2 separate regions of the Homo sapiens genome follow, and region 1 is linked to region 2. A link is a contact called in ENCODE Hi-C or POLR2A ChIA-PET data. All regions are on one chromosome and are shown on one strand. Each heading gives the region's core, a stretch centred on a gene start or an enhancer-like site at or near the end of the contact. The rest is flanking DNA. Distances are from core to core; before and after follow the strand shown.

Region 1 (3,898 bases), core at 1-2,500, 49 kb after region 2:
TACAAGCCTTCTCCCTGGAGAGCCCGTGCCCGCCGGACACCCTGAGCCTCAAGCCCACCGTCAGTGGCCTTTTCAACATTCCCCCAGCCTTCCAGCTGCAAGTCCGTCCCACTGACCTTCACTCCACCACGCAGACCAGATGAAGGAAGGCAACTTGGAAGTGGTGGGTGCCCAGGACGGTGCCTCCAGCCTCAACAGTGGGCATGGACAGGGTTAATGTCTCCAGAGTGTACACTGCAGGCAGCCACATTTACACGCCTGCAGTTGTTTTCCGGAGTCTGTCCCACGGCCCACACGCTCACTTGACTCATGCTGCTAAGATGCACAACCGCACACCCATACACAACTACAAGGGCCACAAAGCAACTGCTGGGTTAGCTTTCCACAGACATAAATATAGTCCATCTGCAATCACAAGCACATAGCCAGGTAACCCACCAACTCCCCTGGATCTGCAGCCCACACGTGGGAGTCTGGCTGTCACCTTCACAAGCCACAGAAACGGCCACACATGTTCACAGCTCACACGCCCTCTCCATTCATCGAACTTCTCAGTGTCCCTGTCCCTGGTGCCTGGCACAGGGAACAGCATGCCCCCTCCGGGGTCATGCCACCCAGAGACTGTCGCTGTCTATGGCCCCAACTCATGCTCCCTCTCTTGGCTACACCACTCTCCCAGCCTGTGACCACCGATGTCCACACACCCCCAACCACTTGTCCACACAGCTACCCACGTACGACATCGTCCTGGCTCCCCAGAGTATCTTCCCACTGAGACACGCCGCCCCCACAGAGGCACAGTCCCCAGCCACCTCTGCAACTGCAGCCCTCAGTCACCCCTTTTTAAGCACCCTGATTCTACCAAATGCAAACACATCTGGGTCTGCGATTATGCACAGAGACTTTGGACATACGAGGACCCTCAGACCGGAGGAACACCTGCCCAACCCCAACACGTGCTTATGTAACCACGTGGAAAGCGGCCCCTGCTGCCCCTCCACACACACATACACACTCACTGATCTACAGCCCCTGTTCGGCGTCAGAGTCCCCACTAGACCCAGTGGAAGGGGTTAGAGACCAAGTAGGGGCCAGTTTCCAATTCACCCTGTCAGGGAGTGAGCCGGATCTGACGTTCCTTGTGACTTAAGGGTCCGGCTTGGGAATTAAAGTTTGTTTCTGGCCTTTAGCCTACTGCGTGTGTGACCCGTGTCAGTCACTGTGAGTAAGGGGTGGGGACAGGGGAGTCCACCCCTCCCCTGAGGCTGGGCGGGAGCTGAAAAACATGGCCACCGCCCACCCTGGCTGTTGACATCAGGACCAGATGTGGAGCTGGGAGGAGGGGCAGGGCTGGTGACGCCCTGGGCCTCATTTCCAAAAAGGGCCAAGGTGTCCGGCGGTGGGAAGTGGGCAAGGAGGGGGTAACCCAAGCTGGACTGTGGACCTTGGGGGCTTCCTCAGCCAGGGAGAGCCTGAAGCCAACTAGATCCAGACCCTAGAGACTCTTCAAACTTGAGTACAGGAACTAGCTTGCAACACAGACTCTAAGCCCACTCCCATTTCTTCCACCCTTTTTCTCTTGCCTCCCCTTCACAAGGAAACCAGAGGCATTTGTAAATTTCCTTTCTTTTTTTTTTTTTTTTTTTTTTTGAGACGGAGTCTCACTCTGTCACCCAGGCTGGAGTGCAGTGGTGTGATCTTGGCTCACTGCAGCCTCCGCCTCCGGGTTCAAGCCATTCTCCTGCCTCAGCCTCCCAAGTAGCTGGGATTACAGGTGTGTGCCACCACGCCCAGCTAATTTTTGTATTTTTAGTAGAGATGGGGTTTCACCATGTTGGCCAGGCTGGTCTCGAACTCCTGACCTCAGATGATCTGCCAGTCTCGGCCTCCCAAAATGCTGGGATTACAGGCGTGAGTCGCTACTAGATAAATTTCTTATCTAGCAAAGAAGTTTGCAAACATACGCAAAAGTAGAAAGATACAATGAGCCCCCAGGTGCCCATCACCCAGCCTCATTTCAATAGTCATCAACTTTCTGCAGCTTTTACTTCATCTATATCCTTTTCTGCCTCTTTTTTTTTTTTTTTATTTTGAGATAGGGTTTTGCTTTGTTGCCCAAGCTGGGGTGCAGTAGCATGATCTCATAGTTCACTGTGGCTTCAGACTCCTAGGCTCAAGTGATCCTCCCGCCTCGGCCTCCAAGCAGCTGGGACTACAGATGCGTGCCACCACACCCAGCTAAATTTCTTATTTTTATTTTCTATAGAGAAAGTCTCACTATACAGCCTGTGCTGGTCTCAAATTCCAGGCCTCAAGAGTTTCCATCCCAGCCTCCCAAAGTGCTGGGATTATAGGCGTGAGTCACTGCACCCTGCCCTGATATTTTTATTTTATCTATTGCTTTTTATTTACTTATTTATCTTTTATTTTTGAGACAGAGTCTCACTCTGTTGCCCATGCTGGAGTGCAGTGGCATCATCTCGGCTCACTGTAACCTCCGCCTCTTAGGTTCAAGCAGTTCTCCTGCCTTGACCTCCCGAGTAGCTGGAATTACAGGTGCCTGCCACCAAGCCTGGCTAATTTTTTTATTTGTAGTAGAGATGGGGTTTTGCCATGTTGACCAGGCTGGTCTCGAACTCCTGACCTCAGGTGATCTGCCCACCTTGGCCTCCCAAAGTGCTGAGATTACTGGTATGAGCCACCGTGCCTGGCCACCTATTGCTTTTTAAAGATTATTTTTTTATTATTATTATTTTTTTATTTGAGATGGAGTTTCGCTATTGTTGCCCAGGCTGGAGTGCAATGGCGTGATCTCAGCTCACCGCAACCTCCGCCTCCCAGGTTCAAGCGATTCTCCTGCCTCAGCATCCCTAGTAGCTGGGATTACAGGCATGCACCACCATGTCCAGCTAATTTTGTATTTTTAGTAGAGACGAGGTTTCTCCAGGTTGGTCAGGCTGGTCTCAAACTCCCAACCTCAGGTGATCCGCCCATCTCGGCCTCCCAAAGTGCTGGGATTACAGGTGTGAGCCACCGCGCCTGGCCTTAAAGATTATTTTAAGGCAAATTACAGAAAGCAATTTAATGCACATTTCTGAGAGTTAAAGATATTTTTGCCCTTGACATTTTATGAGGACAGTTTTCAAACATGCAGCAAAGTTGAGGGAATTGTACAAGGAACACCTTGTGCACTTCCTGGGTTCTCCCACTAGCACTTTGCTACACTGCTTTCTGACGTTTCTACACACCTGACCACCAGCTCAGGATTTATTTATTTATCTATTTATTTTGAGACAGAGTTTTGCTCTTGTTGCCCAGACTGGAGTGCAATGGTGTGATCTCGGCTCACGGCAACCTCCACCTCCTGGGTTCAAGTGATTCTTCTGCCTCAGCCTCCCAAATAGCCGGGATTACAGGCATGCGCCACCACGCGTGGCTAATTTTTGTGTTTTTAGTAGAGACGGGATTTCTCCATATTGGTCAAGCTGGCCTCAAACTCCCGACCTCATGTGATCTGCCTGCCTCTGCCTCCCAAAGTGCTGGGACTACAGGTGTGAGCCACTGCGCCTGGCCAATTTTTTTTTTTTTTAGACGAAGTCTCACTCTGTCACCCAACCTGGAGTGCAGTGGCATGATCTTGGCTCACTGCAGCCTCCACCTCCCAGGTTCAAGCGATTCTCCTGCCTCAGCCTCCTGAGTAACTGGGATTACCAGCGAGCGCCTGGTTAATTTTTGTTTTTTTAGTACAGATGGGGTTTCATCGTGTTGGCCAGGTGTGAGCCACCATGCCCAGACCAGTTCAGGACTTTTTAGGCATTTCCGAGTAAACGCACGTATCAGTTCATCAAAAAACTTAAGCAATGCATATATCATTAGCGAAAGCTTCTTTTTTAAAAAA
Region 2 (4,556 bases), core at 258-2,757:
TGAGCAGTGGAAGGGCGTGGTGGCTCACACCTGTAATCCCAGCACTTTGGGAGGCCAAGTGGGGAGGATTGCTGGAGTCCAGGAGTTTTGAGACCAGCCTGAGCAACATGGCAAAACCCTGTCTCTAAAAAAACCAAACAAACAAAAAAACTAGCGAGGCATGGTGTACATGCCTGTAGTCCCAGCTACTTGGGAGGCTGATGTGAGAGAATCAAAATAAATAAATAAATAAATATGAGCCATTTGTTTTATGTCAATTATACCTTGATAAAGTTTTTTTTAGTGACTTTGGGAATATAACAACCAAACACAGTCTCAGGGCTTTTTTGCATTCTGTTTTGAACAAAGTAACCAAAAATGACTTTTCTGAGATCATTGGAGAAGTATGAATATGGACTGAGTGTTAGATGAAATTAAAGGAATATTATTTTTGCTAGCTGGAATAATGGCATGATGGTACTGCTAAACTTTTTATCATTAAGCAATGCATACTGAGATAGTTATGGGGCAAATATCTGGGATTGTTTAAAATGCTTCGGAAAACAGGAATACATAAAATAAGCTGAGGAGAATGCTGATAATTGGTGAAACTAGGTGATAGGAGTTTATTGCATTCTTCTCCCTACTTTTGTAGATATCTGAATGTCACTTTCATAATAAAGTTAGAAACAGGCTGGGCGTGGTGGCTCACACCTCTAATCCCAGCACTTTGGGAGGCCAAGGCAGGAGGATCGCCTGAGCCCAGGAGTTCAAGACCAGCCTGGCCAACATAGCGAAACCCCATCTCTACTAAAAATACAAAAATCAGCCAGGCATGGTGGCATGTGCCTGCAGTCCCAGCTACTTGGGAGGCTGAGACACAAGAATTGCTTGAACCCAGGAAGCAGATGTTGCAGTGAGCTGAGATTGCACCACTGCACTCCAGCCTGGATGACAAAAGTGAGACTCTTGTCTCAAAAAAAAAAAAAAAAAAAAAAGACTCGAATAAAATAAAAAGAATGACTCCTAGATCTCTAATTCTAGCAATCAGGGTATGGTAATACCACTTACCAAGATGCATGGGAGATAAACAGGTTCAGAGGAAATCAAGTTCTCATTAAGGGCCACATTAAGGTTCATAAAGAACCTTTGGGCCAGGCGTGTTAGCTCATGCCTGTAATCCCAGCACTTTGGGAGGCCGAGGTGGGCAGATCGCTTGAGGCTAGGAGTTTGAGACCAACCTGACCAACATGATAAAACCCCATCTCTACTAAAAATACAAAAATTAGCCAGGCATGGTGGCAGGTGCCTGTTATCCCAGTTACTCAAGAAGCTGAGGCAGGAGGATCACTTGAACCTGGGAGGCAAAGGTTGCAGTGAGCCAAGATCATGCCACTGCACTCCAGCCTGGGCAACAGAAAAAAAAAGATCAGCAAAAAAAAAAAAAAAAAAAAAAAAAAGGCTCACAGGGCGGAGTCTGAGGGAGATCCCATGAGCTGCCACCTGTCCTCTTTCAGTGGACTTGTGTGGAGAGGGCTTTATTCCCCAGCAAGAAGCCATGACAAGCATGGAGCACTTCCAACCAGGAAAACTCACCCAAGCTCTGGTGTCCAAGGTGTTCACTGGGGGTCAGTTACATAGGCAGAGAGCACCCAAGTGACAACTCCTCAGTCTCCAGCCCACAGAGGTCAAACTAACACAGTGTTGCCCAAAGCCCCAGGTATGCAAAAACAGACACCATGAGTCATGGTGTTAGCATAAACTATCCCTCTGTCCCACCCAAGGCCCAGATGTGTACAGATACTGTTATCAGGCAGGATATTCCAAAGGCTTAGAGCTTAAGGAGTGGTCAAGGGCCAGTTTTTTTCTTTGGAATGTTCAATACTTAAGGACCCATGCCAGCAGAGTTAAGGCTTTACTGCACGTGGCCCTACTTCTGCCAATGAACTTGGAGCTTACGTAGCATCTTTTTTTTTTTTCTTTTTGAGATGGAGTTTCGCTCTTTTTGCCCAGGCTGGACTGCAATGGCACGATCTCGGCTCACCGCAACCTCCGCCTCCTGGGTTCAAGTGATTCTCCTGCCTCAGCCTCCCGAGTAACTGGGATTACAGGCATGTGCCACCATGCCTGGCTAATTTTGTATTTTTTAGTAGAGACAGGGTTTCTCCACGTTGGCCAGGCTGGTCTCGAACTCCCGACCTCAGGTGATCTGCCCGTCTTGGCCTCCCAAAGTGCTGGGATTACAGGCGTGAGCCACCGTGACTGGCCATAGCATCTTAATAAAGAACAATAAATTTGTTTGGGAGGCTGAGGCAGGAGAATCGCTTGAACCCAGGAGGCGGAGTTTACAGTGAACCAAGATCATGACACTGCACTCCAGCCTGGGTGACAGAGTTGGACTCCAGATCAACACCAACACCAACAACAACAACAAAAAAAAAAAAAAAAAAAAAAAAGAACAATAAATTTGTAGAGAATGACAAGACACAGGAAAAGAACTTTTGAGCTTCCGGGCACAGCAAATTGTGGGAAGATAAATATATTGGGCAACTAGTGGAAGATAAGGGCTGGCTCATAAGGTTTGTTATATAGATTCCCCTCCTGCCATCTGTGGGCTGATAAGAGTCTAGAGATTGTATTGGCTATTAAGAAATCATCCTGCCCTTCTTGGTAGAGAAGGGGAGGGCAGAGTTCTTTCATGTGTCTGCTTTTTCTCAACTGTCTTCAGCTCAAAATAATGCTTATGCTGGGGTGGCAAATTTGAGGTAACACACTCTCAACCCCTTCACCCATCAATCTAAGGTGACCAGGAACTAACTTGTAGTCTAACAAAGCCAGGTTCACTGACCCATTTCAATGAGGGAGAATGCACACCAGAACCATGGGGCATCTCACCAAACAAAGGAAAAGATTGGCCAAGCAAGGTGGCTCATGCTTGTAATCCCAGCACTTTGGGAGCCCAAGACAGGAGGATCACTTGAGGCCAGGAGTTCAAGACCAGCCTGGGCAACATAGTGAGAATCCCTCTCTTAAAAAAAAAAAAAAAAAAAAAGTTTTTTAATTAGCCAAGTGTGGTGGTGCACCTTAATTCCAGCTACTCAGGAGGCTAAGGCAGGAGGACTGCTTGAGCCCAGGAGTTAGAGGCTGCAGTGAGCCTGTGATTGTGGTGATGGAGTGAGACCCTGTGAAAGAGGATAAGGGGGCAGTGGGGAAGGAAAGGGCTGGGAGGGGAGGGGAGGGGAGGGGAGGAGAGGGGAGGGAGAGGAGAAAGAAAGAAAGAAAAGAAAAGAAAGGAAAGAAGGAAGGAAGGAAAGAAAGAAGGAAGGAGAGAGGAAGAAAGAAAGAAAAAGAGAAAGAAAGGAAGGAAGAAAAAGAAAGAAAGAGAAAGAAAGAAAGAAAGAAAGAAAGAGAAACAAAGAAAAGAAAAGAAAGAGAAAAGAGGGAGGAGAGGTAAGGGGAGGGGAGGAGAAGAGGTCAGTTCAAGACCAGCCTGGTCAACAAGGTGAAACCCCATCTCTACTAAAAATACAAAAATTAGCCAGCATGGTGCTGCTAATCCCAGCTACTCAGGAGGCCGAAGCAAGAGAATCACTTGAACCTAGGAGGCAGAGGTTGCAGTGAGCCGAGATCACGCCACTGCAAACCAACCTGGGTGACAGAGTCAGACTCCGTATCAAAAAAAGAAATGAAATAAATTAATTAATTAAGTGAAATGAAAATAATTTGTGGATACAAGGAAAAAATTTAAAAATTTTAGAAAAAGAAAATGTTACCTACTTCTCAGTGGTATGTGAAGATTTAGCAAGACGTGTAGGCAAAGAGCTGAACACAAGTCCTTATAGGACGCCCTTAACAAATATTAGCTATTGTTGTTATCGATATCAGCATTACTTTCACACAGATATTTTTGATCAACTGAAAGCACCACCCACCTCCACACACATTAACCCAGAGCAATGTATTGTCAGTGCTTGAGAGAAAGGGCTGACTGGGTGCGGTGGCTCACGCCTGTAATCCCAGCACTTTGGGAGGCCGAGGCAGGCAGATCACCTGAGGTCGGGAGTTCAAGACCAGCCTGACCAACATGTAAAAACCCCAACTCTACTAAAAACACAAAATTAGCCAGGTGTGGTGGCACACTACTGTAATCCCAGCTACTCGGGAAGCTGAGGCAGGAGACTCTTTGAACCCGGGAGGTGGAGGTTGCAGTGAGCTGAGATTGGGCCATTGCACTCCAGCCTGGGAAACAAAAGCAAAACTTCCTCTCAAAAAAAAAAAAGAGAGAGAGAAAGGGCTTTGTTGCCACAACATGTAAGTTCAGTCCTAGTTCATTTGCTTCCGAGCTGTGTGAACTTAAGCAATTGTGTCATTTTCCTGAGCCTCAGTTTCCTTATCTGTAAAGTGGGAATCATATTTCTCTCGGGATTTCTGAGAATTAAATAGAATCATATTATTATTCTCTCTTCCACTCAAGCCATTTCTGTCTCCCTGCTCCCGCAATTCCTAAACCTTCCCACCTCAGCTACAGCTCACAGCGCCTCCTGGAGGCCTGGAGGGTCTGATCCTTGGAGGGGGCG

The links. Hi-C counts contacts between places; a loop is a spot of excess contacts on that map. ChIA-PET counts read pairs that join two places held with the same protein, here RNA polymerase II (POLR2A).
Region 1: a map of PC-9 shows a loop between it and region 2 (2.3-fold over the local background). The contact joins two enhancer-like sites. A Hi-C loop is called at or near these places in 1 of 168 maps with a recorded cell type or tissue (PC-9). POLR2A ChIA-PET finds 5 or more read pairs at or near these places in 8 of 52 experiments (Caco-2, H1, HCT116 and 3 more).

What each region holds. Positions count from the first base shown.
Region 1 is chr19:41,206,346-41,210,243 of GRCh38, forward strand. It overlaps CYP2S1 (cytochrome P450 family 2 subfamily S member 1), which reads left to right. Exons shown (of 9, transcript NM_030622.8): 9 at 1-1,194. The coding sequence ends at 143. Among named protein-coding and RNA genes, the nearest start is that of AXL, 11 kb to the right of the region's middle. RefSeq lists an enhancer at 673-1,450. Within about 2 kb of position 1,251, at least 13 of the 41 ENCODE cell types and tissues checked have a DNase peak (open chromatin) inside an H3K27ac peak, as active enhancers do.
Region 2 is chr19:41,157,569-41,162,124 of GRCh38, forward strand. The region is part of intron 2 of LOC124904790; the gene reads right to left. Among named protein-coding and RNA genes, the nearest start is that of CYP2S1, 33 kb to the right of the region's middle. RefSeq lists an enhancer at 1,480-2,043. Within about 2 kb of position 1,508, at least 2 of the 41 ENCODE cell types and tissues checked have a DNase peak (open chromatin) inside an H3K27ac peak, as active enhancers do.